Regions from separate parts of the Homo sapiens genome. Here regions 2, 3, 4, 5 and 6 are each linked to region 1. The links are chromatin loops, found by intact Hi-C in ENCODE. Cell type or tissue: mammary epithelial cell. All regions are shown on one strand.

What was found. Hi-C counts contacts between places; a loop is a spot of excess contacts. Peaks named below come from ENCODE experiments on the same cell type or tissue, not always from the same donor. Only the 100,000 strongest peaks of a DNase experiment are listed, where the experiment ranks them.
Region 2: a loop joins it to region 1, with 7 times the contacts of the local background. A loop is called at or near these places in 78 of 110 quality-filtered maps.
Region 3: it touches region 1 in a loop (14-fold over the local background); 110 of 110 quality-filtered maps call a loop at or near these places.
Region 4: a loop joins it to region 1, with 7 times the contacts of the local background. A loop is called at or near these places in 3 of 110 quality-filtered maps.
Region 5: it touches region 1 in a loop (2.2-fold over the local background); 9 of 110 quality-filtered maps call a loop at or near these places.
Region 6: a loop joins it to region 1, with 4 times the contacts of the local background. A loop is called at or near these places in 7 of 110 quality-filtered maps.

Annotation. Positions count from the first base shown.
Region 1 is chr11:130,432,558-130,437,557 of GRCh38, reverse strand. No RefSeq gene overlaps it. Among named protein-coding and RNA genes, the nearest start is that of ADAMTS8, 6.4 kb to the right of the region's middle. In mammary epithelial cell, CTCF peaks have their summits at 2,431 (motif pointing left) and 2,902 (motif pointing left); DNase peaks (open chromatin) are centred at 2,437 and 2,907; H3K4me3 peaks cover 504 bases; H3K27ac peaks cover 897 bases.
Region 2 is chr11:130,902,460-130,907,459 of GRCh38, reverse strand. SNX19 (sorting nexin 19) reads left to right here. Exons shown (of 11, transcript NM_014758.3): 6 at 739-835; 7 at 1,327-1,507; 8 at 4,076-4,205. Among named protein-coding and RNA genes, the nearest start is that of SNX19, 12 kb to the left of the region's middle. In mammary epithelial cell, a CTCF peak has its summit at 2,857 (motif pointing right); no DNase peak of the experiment used is centred here.
Region 3 is chr11:130,860,130-130,865,129 of GRCh38, reverse strand. LINC02551 (long intergenic non-protein coding RNA 2551) reads left to right here and starts at 3,020. Exons shown (of 6, transcript NR_125383.1): 1 at 3,020-3,164; 2 at 3,302-3,354. RefSeq lists enhancers at 2,658-3,158, 3,159-3,659. In mammary epithelial cell, a CTCF peak has its summit at 2,993 (motif pointing right); a DNase peak (open chromatin) is centred at 3,009.
Region 4 is chr11:130,977,149-130,982,148 of GRCh38, reverse strand. No RefSeq gene overlaps it. Among named protein-coding and RNA genes, the nearest start is that of SNX19, 63 kb to the right of the region's middle. In mammary epithelial cell, a CTCF peak has its summit at 2,561 (motif pointing left); no DNase peak of the experiment used is centred here.
Region 5 is chr11:130,533,937-130,538,936 of GRCh38, reverse strand. It overlaps LOC105369574 (a long non-coding RNA gene), which reads right to left. Exons shown (of 5, transcript XR_007062953.1): 5 at 4,985-5,000. Among named protein-coding and RNA genes, the nearest start is that of ADAMTS15, 88 kb to the right of the region's middle. RefSeq lists a silencer at 1,977-2,177. In mammary epithelial cell, no CTCF peak of the experiment used is centred here; a DNase peak (open chromatin) is centred at 2,076.
Region 6 is chr11:130,578,298-130,583,297 of GRCh38, reverse strand. No RefSeq gene overlaps it. Among named protein-coding and RNA genes, the nearest start is that of MIR8052, 86 kb to the left of the region's middle. In mammary epithelial cell, no CTCF peak of the experiment used is centred here; DNase peaks (open chromatin) are centred at 1,507, 1,967 and 2,697; H3K27ac peaks cover 3,093 bases.

The DNA of each region.
Region 1 (5,000 bases):
TTGGCTATTTAACTTTCTCTTTTGCCAGACAAAGAGCTGTCATGATGAAAGAGGTGATCAGAACACGGGAACTATCTTTTGCATTTCTTTGCCTCTGGTGTCTAGCACCATTTGTGACATAGAGTAGGTTAATGGAATTACTTACTGGAAGTGAAGATACAGAGAATGGGGAGCTGAGGAAGGAAAGGAGGAAAGAAGAAAATCTGGTAAAGTCCAAGGAGAAGAGAGAAGACTAGGGTGGGAGCCCAGAGATGGGAGCAAAAGCGGAAAAATGAGAAAGAGGAGAAACAGAAAGGTGTACCACTTCTCCCAGCACCACCGAAATACGTGTGTGTGCACATGTGTGTAGGTGGGTGGGCAGGTTTGATGTGAGTTGGTGTCCATACATACACACAAGGCAAGCTGTGGAAAAAAAGCTTTCAACATTTGAAGCTTCAATGCTAATTAAAATGCTTTTCCATGTACGTGCACAAGGCTACATCTATCCCCCTCCCCCCTTCCTCTCCCACCATGTGGCTGCTCTAAACCTCACTCTCTTCCTAAGTCCTCAGCCCTTCTTACTTTCAACATCATCTTTTGAAGCAATCAGAGGATACCTTCACATTCTTAAATAGTTTTACACAGGGTAAAACACTCCTTTGTAAGTCACTAAATATGGCCAAATTATAGACATTTTGAATTCCTCCATAATAGAAGGCTCTTTTCGTGAAGAAAAAAACAAACATCCTAAAAGAGAGCAGTCTGAATGAATATAACATGGTCCATTGGGTTAGGGAAGATGCCGAACTGTATCAGCACATCCCACCCCACTCCATGGACCCAGATTGAACTGTCAGCCCTGCCTCCAGACAGCCCCGGGACTTGGTCATGTCATGCCCAGATCCTGCTCTTCAGGAGACAGTGGCATTCGAAGTGACATAAAGAGAACAGTGGCTGAGAACCTACATTCTGGCCCTGAATCTCCTGCCAACCAGTTGTGTGACTTTGGTCAAATGACATTTGACCAACAAGGTCTCAATTTCCCCATCAGAAAAGTAAAAGGTTAGAGACAGGGATCTCCTAGGTTCCATTCCCCTCTACTGTCTACGTCTCTCTTTAAAGTTCTCTAATGCCAGTGAGCATGAGGAGACTCCAGACAGAGCGCCTGCCAGAGAGAATGCTCTGACAAAAAGAAAGAACTCCTGTAACCTCAGGAAGTGGGATCAACAGACAGCTGCACAATTTGCAATGGGGGTAGATATCTAAAAGTCAAAACAAAAACAAAACTCTGTGTTTCTTATCCAGAATCCAAATAATCCTCCACTACTCAAGACTATTTGAAGATTAGGCCCAGCAAGGTGGCACGTGCCTGTAGTCCCAGCTACTCCCAGTGTCTGTAGGCTGAGGCAGGAGGATCACTTGAGCCCAGGAGGGCAAGACAAGTCAGGGCAACACAGTAAGACCCTTTCTTTAAATCAAGGATAAGTTTTAATTTTTTTTAATTTTAAAGAACATTTTAAAATTAGAAGGGATGGGTCCTTCAAGGACCTATAATCTCCTGCCCAGTCCTGGTATTCTCTTTTATCACCCTGCAGGTACCCGTGTCATTGCTTAAACACTTCCAGGAATGAAAAATATCTCCCTGTGCAAAGTTCTGCAGAGATGCAAGCAGGGACGGGTAGCATAGTTACTTAGGGGCCCTGGCATGTGTCACTGGACCCCAGCCAGATTGCTCCCTCATGCTGGAGCCACAGTGTCTGAAATTCTACTATTAGTCATTTATTTCTTTTGCTTCCCTTTCCTCGGATCTCTTAAAATTCAAACATTTCTAGTAGTACTTGCTACCAAAACAAAGCGTTCATGACTTATTGGCTTCCCTCCTGTTCATGAGAACAGAAGGTCAGAGGAGAGCCCTAGGTGATTCTAAAAGAAGAGAGACCCTGAGGATGAGGGGAAAGGTGACAAGATACATTTTAAATACTTTGCACCAGGCCAGATGGGAATATATATGATGAGGATAGGATGATGATGATAGAAAACAATAAACATGCCTACTGTGTGCCAGGCACGCTTCTTAGCACTTCAACTCTAACTCACTGTAAGCACATTTATAAGAACTGGGTAGTTTTTCCAAGTTCCTTGTAAAAGGGACTTGTTACAATGGGACTTACATTGGGACTTGCTACAGTGACTTTCAATAAGCAGCTTATCTGCTCGGAGAAATCACCCCAGATCCTGAAGATCCTGGCTCCTTTCCTGCATTTCCCTTTTCTTTCCTTCTAAAACAAAGATAAATAAGTGTAGTTTTGCAAGTTTGTATAATACATTTACACATATTACATGTATATATAAACTCCGAAGTGGTTAGTGGCTAGTGAGATGCATTGTTGAGGGCGTTTTCAGACCCTCTCCTTCCAGGACCCATAAAAGGTAAATATGCCAACACTCCCACCTGCTGGTTACAATCAATAGTGAAGATTTGGGAGAAATACATGTTTGCATTAATTAATTGGGGTGTACAGAAACCAAGCCGTCCTCATGATTAAGGTTGACCCCGGCCCTGGAGACATCTCAGCTTTGCAAGCTCTCCCAGCCTGTGAGATCATTAGAGTTGAGAGGCACTGGTGTCATGAAGAGCAGAAATCAAAGTGAAGAAACAAGAATAAATAGGAAGGAGAGACGCACGACTCACGCTAAACAAAGGAACAGGACAGAGCCTCCTTCAGCTGGCTCCGGTGATTGGCTATGAGGAATTGCTGTGTGCTGAGATTTTTTGAACAATGTTGAAGGACTGTTTCCTTAGACTGGCATGACACGGCAGTGATGCCTAATTTTTTAGAAAGTTGCGAGACAGAGAGCGAGCGAGAGACCGAGAGCGAGCGACCGAGAGCGAGCGAGAGCGCAAGTTCCAACAGTGCCACCTCCTGGCCATAATGTGGTGAGACAGGCATGACCTATGTCTCGGTTCTCATGGTGGCAACTGTTACTGCTTATAATACTAAAATGTGCAAGTAACTCTTACTGGCCAGGTACTGTAGTAAGCACAGATTGTAATCATGGATGCATTCCACATGGAGTCTTGGGCAACCTTTTACGAGTTTCTTGCTAGACTCCTCCACAAGACTGTATCTTGGGAGAACAGGAACCATCTCTTCTGCAACTTTGGGAACCCAATACTTGGCAGTTAGTCACTAAGAATACAAATGGCAGGAACAGAAAGGGCTGTTTGTGAATTTGTTTCTCAGTGTATTAAAATCAATTAAAACCTCATTAGCAAGCAATACAATGTCAATATCGCAGTAAAGTTTCTGCTAAATCTGGTTTTCCCTGATATAGATCACAGAATTGGGAGCATGCCTGTTGAGACTGTGAACACCAGATGAAGGCAGGAAAAATAATCAGAGTAGCTAGCTCTTTACAGGGAATTGAACTTAAAGTGGCCTCAGGGATATGATTTAATGATTTCCAGCCAGGCGTGGTGGCTCACATCTGTAATCCTAGCACTTTGGGAGGCGGAGGGCAGGAGTTCAAGACCAGCCTGGCCAACAGGGTGAAACCCCATCTCAACTAAAATTACAAAAATTAGCCAGGCATAGTGGTGGGTGCCTATAATCCCAGCTACTCAGGAGGCTGAGGCAGGAGAATTGCTTGAACCTGGGAGGCGGAGATTGCAGTGAGCCAAGACCATGCCACTGCACTCCAGCCTGGGTGACAGAGTAAGACTCTGTCTCAAAAAAAAAAAAAAAAAAAAGATTTTCTAAATACTGAAAACCTTTAAAGGTTCCAAAAAGAGAGACTATCTAGGACTAAGGAAGAATTAAGCAGCACAGACATGCTTCCACACATGCAGGTGGCAGTCACAGAAACCTGCAGGCCAAAGGGAATACAAGGCGACTGTCAGCACAAAAGTGATGCCAAAAATCAGACATTGCCTGCCTGGGATGTGTGCTCAGTGATATGATAGAGGAGGACAAGGAAATCCTTTATTACAGGCAATGTGGAGTCACAGCCATTGCACAATAGCCAAACTTACAGAAAATGGACGTGAATTGTAGCACAAATGGTATTACTTTGTTTAGAAGGAAAGAACTCTGTTTATATTTAAGTGCTAGCGCAGGCTTTTGAGAGAAGCTGTTTATTCCCTTCTTTGAGATTTTTAAAGGAGGGCCATTCTCCCAAGAAATCTCCAACGACAGGCCCAATGAACACCTGGAGTCTCTTCCAGCTCTGTAATACCATGATGTAATCCTTGGTTCTGCTCAAAGGAACACTAATTCAGTGTACCACAATCTCACCAGAAAACTGTCGTATTCAATTTCCAGTTTATGATTTCCACCTTGGTTAAGAATTCTGTCTCTGCTGCTTATTAGCTAGGTGACCATAAGCAAGTTCTCTAACCTCTCCAGCCTATTTCTTTACCTGTCTGTAAGGTGTCTTTTTCAGAGGACTGTCATGATGATTAAATGAGATAAGAGTTGTGAGCTGCTCAGCACAGTGCCTAGTGCACAGCAAGCACTCAAAAGATGGAAGCTATTATTACTGAGGATTGAATGGAAATTAAATTAAAATAAGTGCGGCCAGGCACGGTGGCTCACGCCTGTAACCCCAGCACTTTGGGAGACTGAGGTGGGCAGATCACGAAGTCAAGAGATCGAGACCATCCTGGCTAACATGGTAAAACCCTGTCTCTACTAAAAATTAGCTGGGCATGGTGGCATGCGCCTATAGTCCCAGCTACTCGGGAGGCTGAGGCAGGGGAATCACTTGAACCCAGGAGGCAGAGGTTGCAGTGAACCGAGATGGCTCCATTGCACTCCAGCCTGGCGACAGAGCAAGACTCTGTCTCAAAAAAAAAAAAAAGTGCTCAGAACAATGCCCAGGCCCATAGTAAACACTAAACTTTACTGAAAATGTACGAATTGTAAATGAAGTTCTAAAGCAAAACAATTTTTTTATCTTCATGTAGAGGATACGATAGTATTTTGGGGAAAAAAATTCATCACTAGTTATGTCATTTTGGG
Region 2 (5,000 bases), 470 kb before region 1:
TAGCTGTTCCCTGGCAGCATTCAAAGCCAACATGTGGCAAGCAAGGGCACCACATGTACCCTTACTGGAAATTTCATCTATATCTGGGTCCTTATGAAAAAAGAGAGAGCATGTGTGTATGTGTGTGTGTCTCTGTCTCTGTGCTTATGTTTCATGGGCCAGCAATAACAGACTCACAGTACCTAACCTTTTCTTAACTGGGCCCATATATTGAGGGATGACCATGATACCTCTGCTTATGAGTCTCTGTCCCTTGAAACATTGATGTTATCACTTGCAGTTCCTTTTCTGGTTTTATTTGGAACACAAGGGGAAAAAATGGATGTCCAAAAAGGATACACCATGAATAGCAATAATGAAAACTTGCTCTATGCCACCTGTCTGTTTAATCTTCAGCAAATTTTTAATGAGTGCCTATTATGTGTTAGCTAATCTATCCTGTGGGAATATAACCATAATACACACTGATGCCAGTTTTACTTAGCAGAAACCATTTCACAAGTGCACTGTAGACATAGCTTAGTGTATGCGTTAACATTATCTATCAAGAATTGCCAGAATATACATTGTTTGGGGGATTGCAGGGCCGAGTCTTTCCTGGCAGCTCTGACCACAGTAAGCTCCCCAGAATAAGTATGGATATTCTTGTTGTGTTTTATTATCAGTACTTGCCAGCCCTTAGTGTGAGGCTCAAGGCCATAAATTACAACCTGTTTCTGCTCTTTGTTTCTGTACCAGGTCTAGGCTGAGGTTCTCATCCAGTAAAATTTCTCCAGCACTAAGTGTGACTGAAGCACAAGACAAGATTCTTTATTGTCTCCAGGAAGGCAATGTGGTAAGAACCAAAACCCAGAGAATGTGAGGCAAAAATATCTGAGATGTTGGTCCTGCAGTTACAGGTAGTTGAGATATTCTCTGAAGTCAGAAATGTCCTGCTAAATGACTTAATCAACGTTTGGATCTCCAGCTTTTATGCTAAAAGTATTTTCTCTAAGTGGTTTGGAATTCCTACCAGTTCTGGGTTGGCAGGTTGGCTTCTCAACCATGGTGGGTTTCGGATAATGGATGACAAGATAAGAAAGAAAGCTAGTTCCTGGAAAAAAAAATGGATGACCAAAAATGGGTGCAGAAATGATAATCCCAGGGCAGGCCTGTTTTACTTGCAACTTCGGTAAAAAATAAAATCTTTCCTAAAGGAGTCATAGCATCAGTTGGGTTTTATACCCAAGGTACTTATGCAGGGGAGAGGCAGGGAAACCTAGAGTGCTGCATTTGCTCCCCTACTGTCAGCATTCCATATGTGATATGCCACTGACTATTTCTTAGGAGTCTGAGACTCTATCCATGTCTGCGATGGAATCTTTTATTGAAAAACAGACAAAGTTACTGGAAATGCAGCCAACAAAAGCCCCAGAAAAAGATCCTGAACAACCTCCCAAAGGACGTGTGGACAGTTGCGTGTCAGATGCAGCCGTGCCAGCCCAAGACCCCAGCAACAGCGATCCAGGTGAGTGGCGAGGTCTCTGCTCCCATGGAGAAGGGAGCCAGGGTGGCATCCACTTGGTACTTGGGGTAGTTGGAGTTTGTAACTTTGATTTCTGTTCCATTCAGCTGAGCATGCCATGTGTTGAACTCCAGTGTTGGAGGTGCTGTGTTGGGGCACAGAGATGAGTAGTACATAGTTGCCACAGCGGAATCAAGCAGCAGAACAGGGCACAAACACAGGAAGTTCTAATCCAGCAGGATGAGATCATGCTGATAATATTGATAACTCATTAAACTTATTTTTGGCATGCTTTGGCATATCAGACTCTTGCATTTCTTAGAAACTTTCTTCCCTTAGTGTCTCAGTTTCCTGGTTTCCTTCATGCCTTTTTCGTGGCTTCTTAGTCCACTCTGTTGGCTCCATGATCCACCTGCCAGAGCTTGATTTTTGGCTCGCTGTCCTTATTCTACACACTCTTCCAGGGTGACTCCAGCTGTAGTGTTGGCTTCAGCTCTAACATGTGTGTGGTGATGCCTTAAACATTGAATATTGTATATCTTCACTTGGATATACCACAGGGCAACTGAAATGTAACGTGTTCAAGATGGAAATTGTCTTTTTTCCCCAGATCTATTCTTTTTATCTTTATTTACTGCCATGGCAGATGATACCACCTAGTTACCCAACATAAAGTAGGGAGGGAGAAGAGGTGAAAGCTTTACTTTCTCCTTATATGCATTGGAGGCAGAGCAATTTTGCCTTCCAGGAGAAGAAGAGCAGATGTGTACTCTGTAGAAGAAAAATTCAAAGCCCTAGATATTAATCAGTATGGTTACTGAACAAGAACTTAAAATAAGTATATCAGTTCCATCAAGATAAAGCCCTCTGTTGAGAATAAAAGATCACAAAATCTTGGATTCAAAACTGGGGAAAAAGCTGATTTCACTATTCTTTCTGAGGTGCCCATGAACAAATCACCTGACATCTCTTCTGAGGGCCTCAATTTAAGTCTGTGAAAAATGGGGTTGACAGCCCCATCCCTTCACACATCTCACAGTTAACTAAATGAAGTGATATGACAGTGAAAGCATCAGAGAACTCTAAGAGACTGTAAAGATGGTGGGGGGCAGGGTCAGTGTGGTAAGAATATCATTCTAGGCAAAGTCCAGCCTGTACATGTTGAACATCATATCTCTAGAGGGATGGTTTAGGCCTGAAACCCTTCTTCTATCTCTGAGAGACTCAAAATGCTCATATGATTATAAAAAACAAAAAAAAATCTACCATTTTCTTTAAGGCAACTGACTTGGTGGTACCTTGTTTGCTTTCTTATTTTTCACTGCTGTAACTAATTGTTACCACATGGTGGCAGCTCCAAGCAAATGCTAAACCTGAGAGAATCATACAATTGAGGACTAAGGCTCAGGATGATGCTGTCTCCCAAGGAATGCAATATTCCATCTTTGAGAAGATGATTAGAAATCACACAACATATCAGCTCCCAATCCTTGCAATACAAACAGAAAAGAAAATATGTATTATATAGGGTTAAGAGGGAAGTATGATTCAGTTCTAGTAGATCTGTCCAAATCGGAAGTCATTCATGTTCAAGGAGAGCTTGGGCAAGGTGATCCAGAGAGTATCCGTTTGTCCTACACTAACAAAGTCATTGTTGATATTACTTATAATATTAATCACAGCAGTGGCACCAGATATCTCAGATCCATTCTGTAACATCACATACTTGGAGGCAAATCAGACGTGACATTGGAACCCCAGGACAGGTTTAAACAGCACGTGCTTCCTTCCACAAAATACATTTGTTCAGGAAACCTTAGTTTAGCATGGGTATAAGCTCATTTGTGGCCCTTACAGTCTTTGAAACAGGAAAGAACGTAGTAATTGTTATGGCATTTTACCAGAGGTGTGGTGTTCTTCCTAGAACCACATGTTATCTCAAAATCAGACTGAAGCCTCCTGAATCCTAACCCCACAGCTCTGTGTAATGGAGGTTTTTCAGGAAAGTGAATGCCAACTCTTTCCCCACTTCTGCCACGGTGTTTCCATAATGCTTTGTGGGGGCGAGTGGAATGCAAGGTTGGAAAGAGAGGAGGCCTTGCCAGTTACACTTAGTCACTAGTTGTGATTTTCTTTGGAACAGAAAGTATTCAGCATCCTGGGGAAATACAGAAGAAATAGAAACTAAGTAGGCAAAATAAGTGCGTGTGTGTGTGTGTGTGTGTGTGTGTGTGTGTGTATGTGTATATATATATATATGTATATATACACACATATATATATTTAGCAGATATATATATAATTAGAAGATATATATCTTTTAAAAACATAGAAACATTTATTAGGTTACAATATCAGGAACATTAATAAAAATTGTAAAGAAATGCTGAGCCTGTCACTGAACCTTCTAGATATGAGTTAAACCTCTTTTGATTTGAGTGTAGAGGGATTGCAAAAATACCAGATGATTGGCATGAAGGTAGAGAGACACAGGTGCCACCAGTACCTTGAAAGATGTTCCTCAAGTATGGGTCTCTTCTGAGTTACTCCTGATGCCATTTTATCCCTCAGGAACAGAGACAGAGTTAGCTGACACAGCCCTGGATCTGCTCCTCTTGCTACTAACAGAACAGTGGAAATGGCTATGTACCGAAAACATGCAAAAGTTTCTTCGTCTTATCTTTGGGACCCTAGTTCAAAGGTAAGACTGCTGAATTCTCCCTCACATCAGAATCTCAAGTTGCAGAGAAGGTGGATGTGATGCTGAATAGTGTCCAGGGAATCTGCAGCCGTAAGAGAAGATAGATTCTCTGTTACAGGGGTTACAGGGATGAAAAATGCCTTGAGAGTATCAGAAAGCTTTTATTGACTACCTTGTTGTCTACAATTTGAAAGTAAGACTGTAAGACTTCTGGCATAATGTACTGAGTTGCAGACACTGTGTGTGATCCTAAAATACTTAGCTGAACTCTTCCTCCTCTCAATTTTCCACCCAGTTATATCCTCCAGCCCTGCACCTCTCACTTGGTTATGGTGGACATTTGTCTCAACTGACATTATGTCATCACTGTGATGATAAACAGTGGGAAAGAAAAGGAGAAAACAGATCAGTGCTCTTGAAATAAAGATTGTTTTCTCTGAGAGGGGCATAAATATTCACAGCTGAAATACTTACTGACACAGGATGGTAAAGAATAGAGGGAAATTTGGATTTGCAAGTTGGCTTTTCTAATCCAGTCTTTGTAATCCTCACACCATTTGATCTCCTGAAAGATTTGTACACAGGTGGAGTTTTTAGCTGCTGACTTTCTAACTATGGAACTGATGTAAGCTTTGTTAACCTGAAGTAGGCCAGAAACACTCTCTCTGAGCCAGGCAGACACACGTAGTGCTTGGGTTTTGGCTACTCTTGTTTTGAACTCCCTCTTATGAGACGTCCTGGCACATCCCAAAGTAAGAGGAAGCCAAATGCTGACCTTCTCTTAGCATGAGGCTC
Region 3 (5,000 bases), 430 kb before region 1:
TCAAAGTCCTGACCATGTTGATCATGGAGTCTCATTTGAATTCAGAGGAGCGCCTTCTTATCCAGCCTCGAGGAATCAGGCCACTTCCTTCCTCCTGGGTTAGCTTCCTCACACCTCTTATTTCCCATGGCTCTGCTGTGAGATGCTTTTGTTCCAACCAAGCCATTGCCAATTAGGCCATGCCCACTTCTGCCGACTCCCTCTGCTCACTCCTTCCTTGCCTGAACAGTCTGCCTCTCAGTTTGCCTGGTCCTTTCCTCCAGGTCCACATTAAACTCCCCTTGCTCGCCCAGGCATCTCTCAGTGCCCGAGTCCCCATCTCTGGAGCTCCTTCAGAACTAGTGTCTGCGCCACGCATTGGATGCTTGGCACATGCGTCCTTCCACCGTCAGTACCTTCTCTTGTGTAGATGAGTGCATGTCCCTTAGGAGTGTCCTCTAGCACTAGACTAGTGTTTTATCTCTGGGTACTCCCAGGGCCTAGCAGTGAGCCTTGCACACAACACTGACTCTTGAGAATGCTCTTAAACTCTAAAGCCATCTTAGAATCAAAACCTAAGACCACATCCAGGAATACAGCCTCGTTCCCCTGGTCTACCAGTGCCCTTACACACCAAGCACATGCCTGAATATGAGGCCTTCTCATTTGCTCTTTCCTCTACCCGGCATGGTTCACTCCCCTACTCCACTGTCTCTGCACAAATGCCACCTTCTCAGGCTTTCCTGACCACCCTGTCTAAAAAATAACATTCCTTATCCCATAATCCCTATCCTGCTGATTTTTCTTCATAGCACTTACTATTGATTTATATTCTATTATTATACTATATTACATTACACTATATTTGTTTTAATTGACAAAATTATATAGATTTATTGGGTACAGCATAACATTTTGATATATGTTTACATTGTGGAATGACTAAATCAAGCTATTTAAAATATGTCTTATCTCACATATGATTTTTTGTGGTGAGAACACTTAAAATATACTCTGAGCAATTTTCAAATATACAATATGTTGTTAACTGTAATCACCATGTTATACAATAGATCTTTGAACTTCTTCCTCCTAACTGAAATTTTGTGTCCTTTGACCAACATCTCCCCAATCCTCCAACCCTTCAGCCTGTTAGCCACTATTTTATTCAGTGTTTCTATGAATTCAGCTCTTTAGAGTTCACATGTAAGTGAGACCATGTGGTATTTGTCTTTCTGTGCCTGGCTTACATCACTTCAGGTTACACTATATATGTTTAAATCTTTCACTGTGTGTGGTTCCCATAAGAATGCAAGCCCCATGAGGGCCAGGACCTTGCTTTATTCACAGCTCACCCTACAGCTCTGCCTTTAGCAGTGTGAGGAATATCGTAGGTGCTCACTGTTTGTGGAATGAGTGGATAGGTGAATGAATGAGCAAATGAATATTTTTCTGTAAAGCAAGGACCACTCTGTGTGATAATGTGACATGCAGCCCACCATGGGATGATGTAAGGCTTCTTTTCACAGAACCGAAGAGCGTTTGAACTATAAAGGTCCTTGAAAGTAGGTCACCGTCCCAATTGTACAGAGTAGGAAACTGAGTCCCAGAGAGGGAAAACAGATGGAAATGAACACTTGGAAAGTTAATATCTTTGATTTTTAATACTTCTTCCTAGAGCGTAGTCCGATGTAACAGTTCATCTGGCGAGATTCTGAGTTACCAATTTTTTATGGGTTTTGCGTTAGAATAATTTTATAATAATCAAAAGTAAATGAGAACAAGGCCAATAGCATAAAATTTCACTCCTTCACACTCCTAAGTGTTTTTCGAGGCACTGCGGAAAAGGAAGCATCTATCGTGGTTGGTCCAGCATCCCTTCAGTAGCTTAGATCTGCAGAAATACTGTTGGAACATCGTTTCTTTATTCTTCCCATCCTTTGTGTGTTAGGCCAAACCCTGAGGACTGTCTGCCTTGGAATAGAGAGGAAATCCAAGCATATGTGCAAAGTTGAGCTGCACTTTCAGCCCCAGGTCTTCAATGGGCCTTCTCCACAGGCACCTGTGAAATGCCAGCAGGGTCGTTGCATGTAGAGGGATCCCACTCAGTGCACCCCTGGGAATGGCTCAGCCGCACTGTGGGTGTAAGCATTAATCACACAACAGCCATTCTACATATTCCTTTTTTATTCTCCAGAGAGTGCCAGGAAAAGTCCTGCCCAGTCAAAAGTCTTCTCTTGCAGCTGGGTGTTGAGGGTGATTGCCCCTCTCTCTCCTTGTAAGATTATGTTTGACAGCAGTGAAAACCAACAGTTTAACAGCAGTAATCTCTTGGCAGGACAGATTGATATGAGCCTTGTCCCAAAACAAAGTAATCCTTTCAGGGAAGTGTATTTCAAGTTGAGCTCACGTTCCCAAGATGCTGAGATTCTTATGTAGCTGACACCGGAGCTGAGGCTGAGCCCCAGCCAGGGATATCCAACGATTGCCAGTAACACCACGGAACTGAGTGAAGATTCAGGGGCTGAGTGTGTTCCTGAGTGCTTCAAACCGGGGGACCTGGAAACCAGAGGACTCCTGGGGAAAGGCTGTCAACTCCAGCCTGCTCTTCCTAAATGGCCTTGTTAGTAGTGACTTCAGCCCTGGCGGTGAGGCATGTGGGTCAGAATAACATTCCCTTTCTTTTCCCTTCACCTCTTTTTTCTCCACGGTTCCTTTTCATAACTTCTTTATTTGCTGCCTAGAGGAGCTTTCTGGACATTTTGTCTCCAGGGAGCGTGACATGTCACCTGTTTCTCACCTCATATGCCTCTGATCTTCTACACCAAGGTAGCTATAAAGGCTTGCTTTCTAGGCTGGGTTTCCCTGCACAGGCCCACTGAACCACTCAAACCTCAGAGGTGGAAGTGCCCAGCGGGCCTCATGGTCAGCTGGGGATAACGGAGTCATTTTCGCAGCCCAACTTCTGAAATTCCACAAGAGGGCGCCCAAGGTCTCCCAAGTCCGGCCACGCCCGGTGGCCTTGAGGCCGGAAGGTGGCGCTGTTGCTTTAGCCATCAAGAAAGGCAAGGCTGGGGACGCCGCATCCCCGGGTGCGGAGGGCGATGCCTAGGGGCGATGCTGTGCCTGTGGCGGCCAAACAGTGCCACCCACTCCGGGAAACAAAGCCAAGCGCCGGACGCTAGGTATGGGAGAGAAGAGCCACCCTGACCCAAGGGAGGGCTCTAGGTGAGGAGCCAGCGTCCTCCGGCTCCGGTTCCCGCTGCACTGCTGCTTTGCCAGGAGGCCTTGAAGAAAGTCATTCATTCTTTCTCCCCCACAGCTTCCTAGGTCTTCCACGTGTTCAACGGAAATTCACAAATTCTCTAGTAGCAGGTAAGCTTCGGATTCAGGAATGAAAAAGACAAAGCCCTGTCCTGGGTGAATTCATTATCCATGGACAGGGGAGGCAGGCGCATCATCGGAAAGTCACCGTGTGAGGAGGGACGTGGAGGCACAGAGGTGCACACGGAAGCCCCCAGAAGAAGGACTTCCCCCAGCCTGGGGAAGCTGGGCGGGCAGGGGTGGGCCAGCGAAGCCTTCCCGGTGATTCTAGGCAGTCTTAAAAGGTGTTAGGAGTCAACTTGGGAAAGATTAGGAAAAGGCAGTGTAGGCCAAGGGACGGCCGGAGCAGAGGCCGCGCGGCAGTGCTGGCATGTGGGTGGGCGGTGGTAAGGAAGGCGGTGGATGAGGATGCAGGGAGCAGATGGGCTGCGTTGCAGGCTGGGCCCCTATGGCCCTCAATAGGTTTTGTGGTCAACATGCTTTGTGGAGTTACAACAAGCAATGGTGGCCCTAACACATATATTCATTTATAGGTCCATAAATCTGCATTCATAGAGATAAATGAGTAATCCCCAGGGTGAAGGAGAACTGGAAGAGACACTGGAGCCAGGTCCACCCTTGGCCAGGTTTTACCTTGACTTGGCGTCATCACTAGGCACTGGTTTTTTTCTCTCTCCTTCTTCCCTGACCAAGAAATACAACAAATTCGTTATGATATCGACTTGTCATGATCCGAAATTGAAGAGCAACCATATATTTATTTGGCAAGATAAATACACACATTCTTTACATAAGATTAGTAGCCACCAGTTTCTAAAAGCATATATTGTCATTTATTTGCCAAAACAAAGGTACATGCCCACATGTTATAGATGGGAAAGATGAGGCCCAGAGCTCGGGTGCATGGCTGAGGTCACCCAATTAGTGGATGGTGGTGCTGGCACTTCTGTCTGGGCTGCTTCACCTTGTCACACACTCTCCACTCCATGCAGGCCGCACCTCTCTAGCAGGGTTTATCACCCAGCTTAGTATCACTAGTACCCAGCACACTCACTCTGTGAAAGACACTGCACTGTGATCTGTAGGGTCTAAAGCTAGGGGTCCATGTCACATACAGAATGGCACTTTTCACAGAAAGAGAGGACAGATGCTGCATGGCTGGTCTCAGTGTTCATTCCGAACCCCCACACTCCAGCGTGAGTACCAAATGGTCATGAGCATTGACGGAGCACACAGTGTACCCTGAGTTCTAAAGACGCAGGACTGTGTCTGAGCTGCCATAACAGAATACCATATCAGGTAGCTGACAAAAAAAAACAAAACAAAACACATTTCTCACAGTCCAGAGAGCAAGGTTCAGTGTCAAATGATGGCCTGTTTCCTCATAGACCCTATCTTCTCACTGTAACTTCACATGTCAGAAGGGACAAACAAGCTCCCTTAGGCCCCTCTTATGAGGGCACTCATCCCATGCGTGTGGCCTCTACCCTCAAGACCAAGTCACCTTCCGAAGGCTCCGCCTCCTGGTATCATCACCTTGGTGTTGAGGATTTTAATCTGTCAATTTTGGATGGAGACAAATGTTCAGACCAAGGATAGGATGGGTTCTCAAATGCACTACTTTATATGATTAGCAACCAGAGCACATGGCTACAGCAGTAAGATGCTTGTTGGCATTTGTGACTATGTTGCAGGAA
Region 4 (5,000 bases), 540 kb before region 1:
ACTAATAAGCTACCACTAAGCTCATCTGTCCAGTGTCTGGTGCTGTGTGTTCTGCCAGTCACATGACTCTAAGGTCTGAATTCCTCCATCGCTAATGAAATGAAGATGAGGCAGTCAACACATTGATGTGCTCTATGTGCAAGTTGGGGCACACTTTCACACCCAGCCAGACAGCTTACAACTCTGCCTTAGCCTTCACTTCCTGCTTACTCAAAGGTTCAAGGTCAATCAAAGGTGAGAGCTAAGAGATTTCTCCAATCTTTCCTGAGTGTGCACACGGCTCTATGTATGATATATTTAAGATTACTTAAATATATGACAGGATTTCCAAGCTCATGGAATCTCATGCCTTAGCTTTTCCTATTTAGCTTTCTCATTAGTCTGTCATTTACCACAACTGCTATCACGCCTTCAGATAGCCATTATTTTAAGCTGTCTGACAAACACCCCTTTGGGAGAGGCTTTTAGCACTGGGAAAGTTCAAATGAGGTCAGATAAGGACAAGTCTTACAAGTAGCATCTTCCAAGGAACTACTGGACAGATCAGATAATGATTCTTCTTTGAGTATGAGTGTTTGAAAAAGCTCCAGCTCTATTCTGCTCCATCTGGTACTGAAAATAAAAGCTGTTATTTCTCAAGACTGCCTCTGAATGAGGGAGCTGGAGATAAGACTAGGGTAAGTTAGAATACTAGGGTAAGTTAGAAAGCTCACTGTTTTTACTGAGATTCAAAAAGTTGATTCTGATCATTTTTCCAGCTTTTTCATCACTTTTATGGAGAGATAAGCTTTTATTATTCCTTACTTCACCATTTTCACTGATATCATTCTGGCTTTTCTTAATAACTGCTTATTTCTGATTTATGTTTCTAATATCTTTCTTTATATCTTTGAAAACACTTCATATGCTTATTTTAAATTCTTGTTTGATCTACTTCATTAATTATTCCTCTGAAATAAGTATCATACTGTGCATCTTTCTTATTAATCCTTATGCAATTTATATATATAGAACAAGCATGTGAGTCCCTAGTCCCCAATATATGTTCATATTCCCTTGACAGTATTAGTATCCTTGGGTATTCAGAACAAGATACCAGACTTGAAGATGTAATCTGGAATGGGAATGAGTGAAGTCACCAGGGAGAGAGTGTGTAGAGTGATACAAGAAGAGGATTATAATAGAGCTTAGAGGAATTATAATATTTAAAGGTTAGGAAAAAGAAAAGGAATCAGCAAAGAAAACTAGGAGCCAGAAGAGTGTGCCCTAGGTCCCTCTTTTGCCTCACTCTGGTCCCAGCCCTTCTAGAGAGAAATGAAATACTGAAAACAAAAACAAAACCCCATGTTTCCCAGTCTCTCAGATTCTGCCTGCAGTTTAGGCTCAGCCAATTGAATACACTTGATTGACACTTAGAAGATGGATGTGAGCAGAGGCCATCTCCCTGCTGCTGCTGTTCATGCTGGCAGGTAAAGTGCTGAAAATGTGAGGATCAAGAAGCAAGAGTGGCCCGATATGTCATTCTCATGTCCAGTCCCCAGCTTCGTGGGTGTCAAGAGGCATTTGTGGCAAGCGCAGTTGCTTTCTGTTCCCTGGATTGCAGCTTGAACTTGATGATTTCAACCCTTGACTCTATTTCTGCAGCAAGTCCAATCATATTGGAGGAACTAATTTTTCATAATAAGTCCCTATCTGCTTAAGATACCCTGAGTGGTTTGTTTTGTGCACTGAAGCCTGAAAACAACAATGGTTAAAGTATGGCACTGAAATTTTATTTCTTGCTTTGCTCTAATAGACACATCAAATCCCATACCTAGATAGAGTCTAGCCTTTCCCATCTGGACCTCGGTCTGTTGCCATGAGCCAAGAGAGCCATGGAGAGAGGGGCCAGGTGGTACCAACACTCAGGCAGTGAAAGCTGGCATATGCTTAGCTTTTCATTTAAGGTGGATCTGAGGAAAGATGCCGTCCTATTGTTCTCAGTCAGATCACCCTGGAAACTACTCTTTCTGCCCTCATCACCAGTGCTATACATGCTTTCCCAAAATACTGAGCCTTTCTTTTCCTGCTCAGCCATGTCTCTGATGCCTTTCAGGATCCGTTCTCAACTTTTCTTACTTGGAATCTACACTGTCCTTGACCCTGCCTGTCCCCATAACTCTACCCTTCGGGAGTACATAAATCCACGTTTATTTATGGCTTCTATAACACCTAACCCTGCACATCCCAGTCTTTATTCTGGCAACATTCATGTTGAGGCAGTATTACTTCCTCCTCCTATTTTTATTTGGTAAGGAAAATTACCAGGAATTTGTAATAAGTAGTGATGTTTCAGGTAGAACTTTGGCCTTCTCTCAGAAGGGTATCTTTTGCCTAGCAAGACAGCTTAATCACAACCTTAATGATGTCTCCCCACTGCTTAACGTGGTGCTTCTCTTGTCTCCAGAGACAGGAGCTGTGTGGACACGTAGGTACCCAGGGACTTCTATACGTTTGAGTTGTCAAGATCAGCTTTTGGAAAGCTGTTAATTTCCTGAGGTAATTTGGCTGCGATTAAGTTAAGCTGCCACCAGGTGGACATTGGAGCCTTAGTTAAGCCATTTTAATCTCTGCAGCCAGGCTCCCTATAGGCATGATAAAATAAAGAGAGACTGTAGTTTGATTTCTACTTAATTGTGTTTTTAAAAATAAACAAAAAAAGGGAAAAAAGAAGTAGTTTATCATACTACTTAGTCAGAATTAAAATAGAATAGCATAAAGGTATCTTATTCCTATGTTTAACTAATATTCATTGAGTGCCTCTATGTGAAAAAGATTGCTCTAGAATCAGGAAGAGGGCAGAAAACATAATAAGCCATTCCCTGACTTCCTAGGAAGTATGTCTTGGGGTGTAAAACAAGCAACAAACAAATAAAAATACATATTTATCCTATATAACTTCATATATATATATACACACACACATGCATACACAAAACACACACACCTATCATGATAAATAAAATATTTGTAAACTGACCATCCCCAAGCACCACCAGTCTATAAAGACAGTTAACTCATGACAATAATCATCCAGATTTTGCTGACTGCCCCTGCCTTACTAATCGGTCTACGAAGGACCCCTTCTTACATGGAGTTTCCTCTGTCTTCAACCATGAATTATGTCTGGAATTTTAGAACATATGTCAGATATGCATATATATATATATATATATGTGTGTGTGTGTGTGTGTGTGTGTGTAGATAAATAGTCATTCCAGTCAGCTACCATGTGATTTACAGCAGCAATAATTAATGGTTATTCTGAGTACACACCACCCACCAGGCACCATTGCCCCTGCTATACACACTGCTGTCATCATCTTTTATTTATTCATTCAACAAAAACTTATTAAACACCTTTCTATAATCCTATAGGGAATAAGACAATGATGGTTCTGTCCTCATAGAGCTTATAACTTTGCAGGGAAGAAAGACAAATAAAGGAAATTATAACTGTAAAGAAGTGTGACTAAAGGGGAAGTACAGAATATTATAGAATCATCTAAAAGAGGAAATTTAAGAGGACAGATGTTCATGGAACAGGTTTCTGAACAAAGTAATGTGTAGACAGAGACTTAGAGGACTAATAGAAGTTAGCTAGATGAAACATATGTGGAATAGTGTTATCAGCAGAGGGAACAGCATGACCAGTGATCCTGAGACATGGTGCATTTCAGGCACAGTTGCGTCCTGCTCTGTACTTTCAGTAATATCCCAGAACACTCAAAACACATATATCAAGACAAGAGAAAATAGCAGGAACTGGATGCAACCACACGCCTAAAATACCTAAAATATAAAACAAATATACAATGGTTCTGAAGACACTAGACCTTAAACATCAAGAAACGGTGATTGCTGAAAAATTAGAAATTTAAAAAAGTTAATCCTGTTATTGCCCAGCCTACTGCCTGGAGAGAGTTTCAGGGCATGGCACAAGGAGGGGGAACCCCAGCAGAGCCCAGAACACTCTCTGAATAAAGGAGATGGGAGTCCAAGGAGATTAAGGCAGTTAGAATTCAGTAGAACAGAATACCAGAAGAGAGAGTTGCACAGGAAACAAAAAACCCAGATATCTGCAGAAGATTTCTCTAAATTATTCAACTGAGTATGGTCAACACATGTATGTGAGGAAGGCATGTAAGACCAAAAACAAAACAACAGAATAGATCAGTAAGAAAAGAACATGTGGTTCACATAAGACTGGGACTAATGCCTGTTTCTACCCAGAATAGTGAAACATTTCATAATTCACAGTGCACTGAGTAGAGTACTCAGAAAGGTTTTACCTAAGTGGTGGTTAAAAAAAAAAAAAGTCTCAGATTAAACGTTTCTTTGGTCCTGCTTAACAGAGCTTAAAAGTAAGACCTGAGGAGATCAAAAATAGCTTCCAAATAACTTAAATGCATCCCGGAACAAACTCAAGAATATTGATAGGAAAAAAAAATCAAACACCCAACATTGTAAAATTCACAATGTCTGACATCTAGTCAAAAATTACCAGGCATGCATAGAAGCAGAAAAATATAACCCATAATAAAGAGAAAAATTAGATAGTGACTGGCAAGATGGCCAAATAGGAACAGCTCTGGTCTGCAGCTCCCAGTGCAGTCAATGCAGAATGCGGGTGATTTCTGCATTTCCAACTGAGGTACCTGGCTTCTCTCACTGGGACTAGTTAGACAGTGAGTGCAGCCCACAGAGAGAGAGCCAAAGCAGGGTGGGGCGTCACCTCACCCGGGAAGTGCAAGGGGTCAGGGAACTGCCTCCCCTAGCCAAGGGAAGCCATGAGGGACTGTACCGTGAGGAACAGTGCATTCCAGCCCAGACACTACACTTTTCCAATGGTCTTTGCAACCTGCAGACCAGGAGATTCCCTCAGGTGCCTACAATACCAGGGCCCTGGGTTTCAAGCACGAAACTGGGCAGCCGTTTGGGCAGACAGCGAGCTAGCACCT
Region 5 (5,000 bases), 100 kb before region 1:
GAGGAATCACGCTACCCAGCTTCAAGCTATACTACAAGGCTACAGTAACCAAAACAGCATGGTACTTGTACAAAAACAGACACATAGACCAATGGAATGGAATAGAGAACTCAGAAATAAGACTGCACATCTACAACCATCTGACCTTCAACAAACCTGACAAAAACAAGCAATGGGGAAAGGATGCCCTGTTTAATAAATGATGCTGGGAGAACTGGCTAGTCATATGCAGAATATTGAAACTGGACCCCTTCCTTATATTTTTGACAAAAATTAACTCAAGATGGATTAAAGACTTAAATGTAAAACACAAAACTATAAAAACCCCTAGAAGAAAATCTCAGCACTATCGTTCAGGACGTAGGCACCAGCAAAGATTTCACGACAAAAATGTCAAAAGCAATGGCAACAAAAGCCAAAATTGACAAATGGGATCTAATTAAACTAAAGAGAAGCTTCTGCACAGCAAAAGAAACTATCATCAGGCCGGGTTCAGTGGCTCACACCTGTAATCCCAGCACTTTGGGAGGCTGAGGTGGGTGAATCACCTGAGGCCAGGAGTTCGAGAGCAGCCTGGCCAACATGGTGAAACCCTGTCTCTACTAAAAATATAAAAATTAGCCAAGTGTGATGGTGCATGCCTGTAATCCCAGCTACTTGGGAAGCTGAGGCAGGAGAATTGCTTGAGCCCGGGAGGTGGAGATTGCAGTGAGCCGAGATCATGCCACTGCACTCCAGCCTGGGCGACAGAGTGAGACTTCGTCTCAAAAAAAAAAAAAAAAAAAACTATCGTCAGAGCAAATAGACAACCTATAGAATGGGAGAAAATGTTTGCAACCTGTTTTGCAACCTGTCCATCTGACAAAGGCCTAACATCCAGAGTCTACAAGGAACTTAAACAAATTTACAAGAAAAAAACCAAACAACCTCATTAAAGAGTGGACAAAGGACATGAATAGAGACTCCTCAAAAACAGACATTTATGTGACCAACAAACATATGAAAAAACCTCAACATCACTGATCATTACAGAAGCGCAAATCAAAACCACAGTGAGATGCCATCCCACACCAGTCAGAAAGGCAATTATTAAAAAGTCAAGAAATAGCAGATGGTGGCGAGGCTGAGGAGAGATAGGAACGCTTTTACATGGTTGGTGGGAATGTAAATTAGTTCAACCATTGTAGAAGACAGTGTGGCGATTCCGCAAAAACCTAGAACCAGAAATACCATCTGACCCAGCAATCCCATTACTGGGTATATACCCAAAGGAATATAACTTATTCTACTATAAAGATACATGCACAGATATATTCATTGCAGCATTATTCACAATAGCAAAGACATGGAATCAACCCAAATGCCCATCAATGATAGACTGGATGAAGACAATGTGGCACATATACACCATGGAATACCATGCAGCCATAAAAATGAATGAGATCATGTCTTTTGCAGGGATATGGATGGAGCTGGAAGCCATTATCCTCAGCAAACTAAAGCAGGAACAGAAAACTAAACACCACACATTCTCACTCATAAGTGGGAGCTGAACAATGAGAACACATGGACACAGGGAGGGAAACAACACACTCTGGGGCCTGTTGCGGAGATGGCAGGAGGACAGGGGAGAGAGAGCCTCAGGAAAAATAGCTAATGCATGCCCATGCGGGACTTAATACTTAGGTGATGGGTTGATAGGTGCCGCAAACCACCATGACACACGTTTACCTGTGTAACAAACTTGTACATCCTGCACATGTACCCTGGAACTCAAAATAAAATAAACTGCCCTGACCACCCTGCAGCAACAATGAAGTGGAATTGGATTAGACTTTTTTTTTCTTTTACTCAGAATGAGTTCTGGTCCCAAAACAATAGCAGACTCTGCCTGGATAAAGGAGGCAAAACAACCTAAAATATCATCTAGAATCCTGCTGTAACGGATACTCTATACACATTTGTGGAGTGAATAACTCCTCTGAGCCTGTTACCTCAGCATCCTCATCTGACCTGAGGCAGAGTTTGGCAACAACCATGCATGTACACACCATTCCAGCAAGTCACTGAGGAAATCAAGGTGTAGGCTCATTCCAGTGCTTCCTTTGCTCAACAACTTGTCCAGTCCCAAAGCTCAAGCTAAACACATCTTCTGACAAAGCCAAAAACCCTGAGTCATCCTCAACTCCCCTCCTTCTTTCATTCCTCAGATGGGCGAATGTTGTCAGCTCCATCTTCCAAAAAGATCCAGAATCCAACCACTTCTTTCATTTCAGTCACGCCCACCTGGCCCAAGCCACCACCCATTCCTGCCTCTCAACTCTTTCAGCCCCAGTGGTCTCAGTCCCTCCTCCACCCCGAAGCTTCTACCTCACCCAGAAAAGGATCCTATATCCTCACTTGCTGTGACTACAAGAACTGCGGTGGTCCAGCCCCTGTTCCCTCTCTGATCTCATCCACCCCTCCTGACTCCGCTCCAGCCCACAGCCTCCTCCTTGTCCTCTGAGCACACTGGCACCTTTCTCCTCAGCACCTCCCTGCTCCCGTGAGCATGGCTTCTCCACCAAAGAGCCTCCTGTTTCATTCAGGTCTCTAAGCAAGTGTCACTGACATTGGAAAGAAAAAGGACATTCCCTGTACCCTGTGTAAACTGCAGTCACACACCCTCTCCTGCAGCCCCTTGGCCCTCTCTCCCCTTCTCACCCTGATAGCACTGATCCCTGCTTGGAGCGTTTGTGCGTGCACTCCTTCTGCTGTCCTGCCTTTCTCTCCCACTGACACGGAAGCTTCACCAGAGCTCATCTGTCTGTTGACTGCTCGTGTCCAGGGCCTAGAACAGGGCATCGCACACAGTAAGCATTCAATAAATGTGGGAAGGAAGTGAGAGGTGGGAAGGGGCAGCCTGGCTGGCTGGTTTTCTCCTACAGAGTCCTCATTTCAGCACTGTCCATTGTTAAAAGAAAAACTTTAGACAAGTCAAATTTAAGAGTTCAACTGAGCAAAGAACAGTTCACAAATCAGGCAGCCCCCAGAACCAGAACAGGTTCAGAGCAACCGCAGGGCTGCCACAGGGTCAGATAACATTTACAGATAGGAAACAGAAGGTGATGGACAGAAAATGGAAGTGGGGTGCAGAAACAGCCAGACTGGTTACAGTTCAGTGTTTGCCTGATTTGAGCAGGGTTTGAACAGTTACCGCCTGTGACTGGCTGAGACTCAGTGACTTGTTACTAGGAGGTTACAGTCTGTTTACGCATCCTGTTAGGTGGCAGTTGGCTGGGTGTGCAGAAACCTTCAGGCCAAACCTGAAATACGTAGGAGGCAGCTTTAGGTCCGATTTAATTTCACGCTGTCTACACCTACCCTTTCCTCACCACTCTGCAAGACTGTGAATAACACAAAAGAAATACAAGACACTCTCCTTGTCCCTAAGAATCTCAGACTTGTAAAGAATGAGAAAATACACTAAAAAGAACTCAGCGAATAACAGGAACAATTCACTATGCTGAATAGAGTATCAAGAGGTAAATATATTTGAACACAGACAAGCGTTATGGGAACCAGGAAAGAACGAGAACTCCGTGGAAACTGGATATAGCTGTAAAGGCTAAGCTGTGCGCATTTCTCTGGTCCTACAAGGCACGTCCCCCCATAAAGAGTCAAGACACACCATATCGTGTTCTCAGAATTGGTTCTGTGGAAATTCGCCCAAATCTTTCCGCAGTGCACATTACCCACAGCTTCAAGGGTGTCCAATGACCTAAGCACCCCGAGCTCCTTTTTCTCATTCTTGCTGTTTCTTCCACTGACCTACAAATTCAACCTGCCTAGTCAACCCCTCCCCAGCCTTCTATCTGCTTCTACACTGCGGGCAAGGAGCAAAGTCACCGCTGAGCTTTCCTTGACTCCATTGCTGATGTTTTTCTTGCCTTTACAGAACTCCCGCTCTCTCCCATTCAGTCTCAACACAGCTTCATTGTTCTTCTCTTCGCCTGTTTTTAATCTTTTCTCTCTCCCCACAATCTCCACTGCATCACCTCGTCCTTACTCATTTCTTCTGGATTTTCCTATATGGAGGTTTGCATTTATAGCTCACCTCATTGCCCCGTTTTTTAATAACTGGGAAATGTCTCTGCCAAAAGCATTCTCTTACGGGGAAAAAAGCGCATTCCATCATCTCCCGGCACCACCCATGAGAGGTGAGGAAGCACCTAGTAAATCATTCTTGTGCATTCTCCTGTGGCCAGACCCACAGAGGTGGCCAGCACAGCACTGTCTGCCGTCCTGCTCTCCACTCGGCTGCGTTTCCTGCACCTCAGCCCTCCTACTCGTCTGCCCATGCACCTAGGGAAGGATTTTAACTCAGTGCCACCCCTCCAGAGAAAAGGAAGCTGGAGATACCCTGATGCATCAGCACATGGGAAGGAATGTTCTCCAAGCAGCCAAAATAACGGGCCCAGCTTGGACTTGGAGTTGAAGTTGTATGCAGCAGGCAGGAAAGTTTGGTCTCACTCCAGACTCAAGCTGAATGGGGCCACCTTTCCCAGGGTGGGGAGGTCCCCTCCATGTCCACCCTGGCGAATCAGTGGGGAGAAGAGACACATTTCTCCTCCACTAACTAAAAGTACCCCTAGGTTCCACAAGTATGGAAGGAGACAAGGTGTCCATCAACCCACGAGCAAGGACTGGAGGACCGAGAGATAGAGGGTGAAGCTCACTAGATCAAATTAGAAACATCCATCTATGTGACTTGCCACCCCTGTAGCTTCAGTCTGTCCATGAGGCTTTCTATGGGAAGAGTAATGCACTTGTTGGAGAGGCAGCTGGTTTTCATTATGGGCGAAAGAAGTTCAAAAATAAATACAGCCTCCCTCACACCCACCCCAAACCCAGTGCACATTCAATTCTAACAAAATGGACACCTAGATTCCAAAGTCAACCGGTCTGACGCCCATGCCATGAAGAATTGTTGCTATTGTTGCAGTTGTTGCTCAAATGGT
Region 6 (5,000 bases), 150 kb before region 1:
CAGTGCTTAATGTACAAATATCTTGAATCTGATGCAAGGTCCTCTGTGATCTTTCTGTCTCTGTCATCACTTCCCCTAAGGTCAGCATATGTAGTGAAAAAGGATCTGGATGAGGGGTCATGGGCAGCGGTTCTAATCCACCCTACCATGCTTAGTCATAAAACCTTGGACAAGCCAGCTGAAATTTCTGGACCTAATATTCTCAACAGTAAAATGAGGAAATTGAGCTTGATGATCTGTGACGTCTCTCCCAATTCTAACATTCTTTTCTTTTTGAAATGGAGTCTTGCTCTGTCACCCAGGCTGGAGAGCAGTGGCCCAATCTTGGCTCACTGCAACCTCTGCCTCTTGGGTTCAAGCAATTCTCCTGCCTCAGCCTCCCAAGTATCTGGGATTACAGGCGCACACCACCATGCCCAGCTAATTTTTTGTATTTTTAGTAGAGACGGGGTTTCACCATGTTGGCCAAGATGGTCTCCATCTCTTGACCTTGTGATCTGCCCTCCTCGGCCTCCCAAAGTGCTGGGATTACAAGCATGAGCCACCGCGCCTGGCCAAAAATTACCTCTTCTACCAAAATGTCACTGGCTCACAAACATTCCTCTTACTTTCCTACCCTTGCTCTTCTGAAGATGTGTTTTTCTTATTTAGATGGACTTTCTTTCCTCTCACCCAAATCACAAACATCTTTCCTGACACCCCCTGAAACCCTATCTCTCGGTAAAGCTTGTCTGAGCTATCGCAAATTAAATGTCACCTTCTTCTGCCTCAGCTCCATCACAGGCATGGTACTCATCACATGTGACTCCAATTGTTATTACTTGGTGTATATGTGCCCTGCTTGTCGAACTACATAGTCAGCTTCATGCTGTAAGGTGGGAATACCCTTGTACACAGCAGGCAACCCGCACACGGGTGATGACTGGTTTCAGATGGTAAGAGCACCAGACCAGCAGTAGGACACCTGGGTCCTAGTCTCTACTGACCTTAAGCGTCTCACCTCTCTGCCTCTTAGCTTTCTCATCTGTAAAATCAGTGCTTTGAACTAGGTTACTAGCTCATCTCTGAGGTCCCTCCCAGAGCTGTGGTTTTCTGATAAAGAATGATATCAGAATGATTTTCTGATAAAAACTTCTTGGCGTTTCAGTTTTCCTTAGATTTTTTCAAAGCCTTTTTTCTTATTCTTGGGGCCTCAGCAATGGAAGTTGGAACTTTCAGATAAGGAATATCAGTCTCTCTCACCCAGCCCAGGCCATCTCTGGAATGCAATTGGGAGTTCAGCTGTAATGAAGACTGCGATGTGAATTTCCAGTTCATCTCAGCTAGCTGGATTATTCTTCAGGAGCAGACTGTTTACCCACAAAAGATGGGCTGTTTGGCATGAAAGGCTTCTCACTGTATTCTTTACACTTAACACCACCTACTGTTAGCCACAACTCCAATGCCAGCATCCTAAGGACAGGAGTTTAATAAAGTTTTAGAATATTTCCCTTCACAGATGGGCTAGAGACCAAGTCGAGATCACAGGCTCTTACACAGAAACCAGCATTGAGTTCCTGTTGGTGTTTCTAGAAACATAATTATTTCTGTAGTTACTGGTTTCAGTTAAGGCTGGGAAGATGCCTGAGACCTTTAAAAACATTGACATCTTAATCCAGAAAATAGAAGAAAAACAGATCCTCACAGTGGCAAATTTCATCTCCTGGTAGGACTGTCACAGTAATGCAATTATTGCCTGCAATTACCAAAGAATTAATAAACTTATCCTTATTCTCCAATTTGGCACCACATATTCACACACACACACACACACACACACACACACACACCCCAGCCCTCACCACATTCCAACAGTGGCTTCATTATTATATCATTTTAGGCAAGACACCACACTGTGTCAAGATTTTAAAGACATTAGCAAAATGTGCCATGGGGGAAAAGGCAATAGGATGAAACAAGAATTTCTTCTCTAAATGCCTAATTGTGTGCTGAGTCATCCGCCTTCACCCTTTCCCACCCTCGGGAATAACAACTGCTGTCGTCTATTGAGTGCTTAAGGGACTCCAGTCTGGGAGACTGGGCTGAGAACTTCAATGCACACATCTTTCAGTTAACCCTCATGGGAGGTAGGCACTGTTATTGTCCCCTTCTAGAGATGGGAACTGAGGTTTAAAGAGGGCTCAGAGCCCAGAATCACAGAATAAGTAGCACAGCCGGGCGTCAGACTCAGATCTCTGTGGCTCCAGAGCCCATGGTGATAGCCACCTTGAAATACAGCCATATTCATATCTTTTTGGCCTCACAGGGTGTCCTAATTCATTTCATTTGTTTGGATAAGTACAGATGGCTAGGATCACCCTAAGCTTGTCTTAAGTAGTTTCTCAGCTATTCCTGGGAACTTAGCAAGAAATGATAGCCAAGGTTCCTCAAGGCCACGTAGGAATATGAAGTTTGAATCCTTTCTTGATTTAGGGGGAAAGATTACTTCCCAGGACTAATACCTGCCTATTCCCACTTCCCTGCCTGGTCCCCACGATGAAAAGGAAAGAGAGCACTGAGTATCTAGAGTGGGATGGGAAACTGGGCCCAAGCCAGCAGGTTTAAATACCTTCTGTCTGTACAGCATCCTGTGAAGTGATAAAGGGAGGCGTGGCTGGGAAGGGGGTGAATCATCTCACCAAATGTTCTTTTGTCTGCAGAATGAATGTGGCCATTAATGCTGCTCAGCCTTCCTCTTCCAGAAAACAATGGAACTCGACTGAATCACTGACTCCCTTTCAGGCATCTCCTTTTGGCTGTCTGACCCAGCCCCCTAATTGAGACTCAAGCTGTTGTCCCTGGCTCAGCAATCGGCACCCATGCCAGTCCAGAGAATGGATCTGGTCCCATAGCCTGTGGCTATCTATGGTGCTCTGAGCTAACCCTTTGATGAAGAAACCAGAAAACCAAGATTTCATGCTCTGGTAGGGCAACATCTCATGGCATAGGACAGACAGTGCTACCTTTTAGATACCCCAGGTTCCCACATTAATACCCGACACCCTGTGGGAACAGGGTAGTCCTGAATTGAGATTTAAAGCCCAAGTAGAAATCTTCATTTTGGCCTCCCAAGACAAGGCCTCTAAGTATTTTGATCAGAGTTATCAGTGCTGACAGGCAAGTGATGCTTCTACTCCTATCCAACTACTGCTCCTTAAGTGGGTCCTGCCTCGGGAATCTTAGAAGGCTTGGTGGGAATGTGATTAGTGAGGCAGGCCTTGGGCATTTCTGGGTCCCTCCCTTCCTGTGACCCCCATCAACATGTCATCACAGACTTACCTAGCACCCAGGATGACATTGTAGAGAAAATATGGTTTTTAATGACTAAGCCAAAAAGTAATTCAGAAAAGTGGGACTCCAAATGTGAGAAAGTTTTAGGAATACTTTATTCAATCTATTTTACTCAAAGTTTCCTTTCTTAGGCATGTACAATTTTTTAAAAACTTATGTGTAAGTAAGTCTAGAAGGGCATTTTAAAGACCTTTTTTAAAGAAAACTGTTGAGCAGTGAGAGGAAAAGACCTTAATTCATAGTTGTTATGGTCTGAATGTTTTTGTACCCCCCAAAATTTATATGTTGAAACTTAATCCCCAATGGGATAGTATTAGAATGTAGAGCCTTTGGGAGGTGATTAGGTTTTGAGGGTGATGCCCTCATTAATGGGATTAGTGCTTTATAAAAGAGACCCCAAAGTGCTGCTTCCATCATCTGAGGACATAGCTAGAGGGCTCCATATATGAGCCAGGGAGCCAGAGAGAAGGCACTGACTGTGAAGCAGAAAGCAAATCTCCACCACACACCCAACCCGCTGGCACCTGAGCTTGGACTTCCCACCCTCTAGAACTGTAAGAAATAAATGTCTTTGTTCATAAGTCATCCAGTCTAAGGCATTTTGTTATAGCAGCCTGAATGGACTAAGACAATATCTTAGCTTAAAATCACGCAGCCAGGCAATGACAGAACCAAGACAGGAATCAAGGACCCATCCCCGGTGCCGGGATCATTTTGCTGTGGCTCCAGTGCCCTGCAGGCTGGCATTGAGCCACATCAGGTGTCCCCTCAATGCTGCCATCTGCTTGGAGCTCTGCTGGAACACTTCCACCCTCTGCCAGCATGACCAGCATGACCCACCCCCACACCCCAGCACAGGGGACAATGAATTTCTATGAAGACATCAAATACACTTCTACTTCCTTCTCAGGTGACCACTGAGTGTGCATGAAAAGAAGCCAGCCAGCTGCCTGAACATGGCAAAGGAGACTCAGCCACCTGGCCCAGCCGTCAGAGCTTGAGGCCTCGGTTCCCATTCCCTTCCTAGGAAAGTGTGAGCCACAAGCCACATGGGGACTTGGCAGTGGAAGCAGATCTCACTGGGCAAACAGAAGAGAAGGCAGAGGAGAGTGGGAGGCGGAAGTCCTCGTGTCTCCAACTGTTGGAGGGCCTCTCGGAGAGGGAAGGAGGCCCAAAGATCTCAGCTGAAGCCAGGACTAGAACTTTGCAAGGCTGACCTTGGCACCTGGACCCAAGGCTGTAGCTGTAACTCTTAGGCTTGCCCAGGACATGTTTCTATCATGAAAATCTTTGGAGATCTTCACCAGATTTTTTGGTGGCTTAAGAAATATTAGGGGAAGGGGCCTAGTGAACAGATTATTGCCTTTGAGCCCGTGGTTGCTGGGAATTACCAGGTTTCTATTAAAAGTTTTGGTAGTCAGAGCGAAGATGTGAGGAGGCTGCTTCATTGTTCAGAGACCCTGGAAATAAACTCTTGAAAGCCATGGGAACTGGGATGGTGGAAGGATGCTGCATTTTGCAAACAATCTTAAACATCTCGTCCCAGCTCCTCCATATATTTGCCATGTGGCCTCTGCTTCCTCATTTGAATATGGGGATAAAAATAAGCACTTTGAAGGGGTGTTGGAGGACATAAAAAGTACTTGGCTCATAGCAGGTGCCCCCCAAAT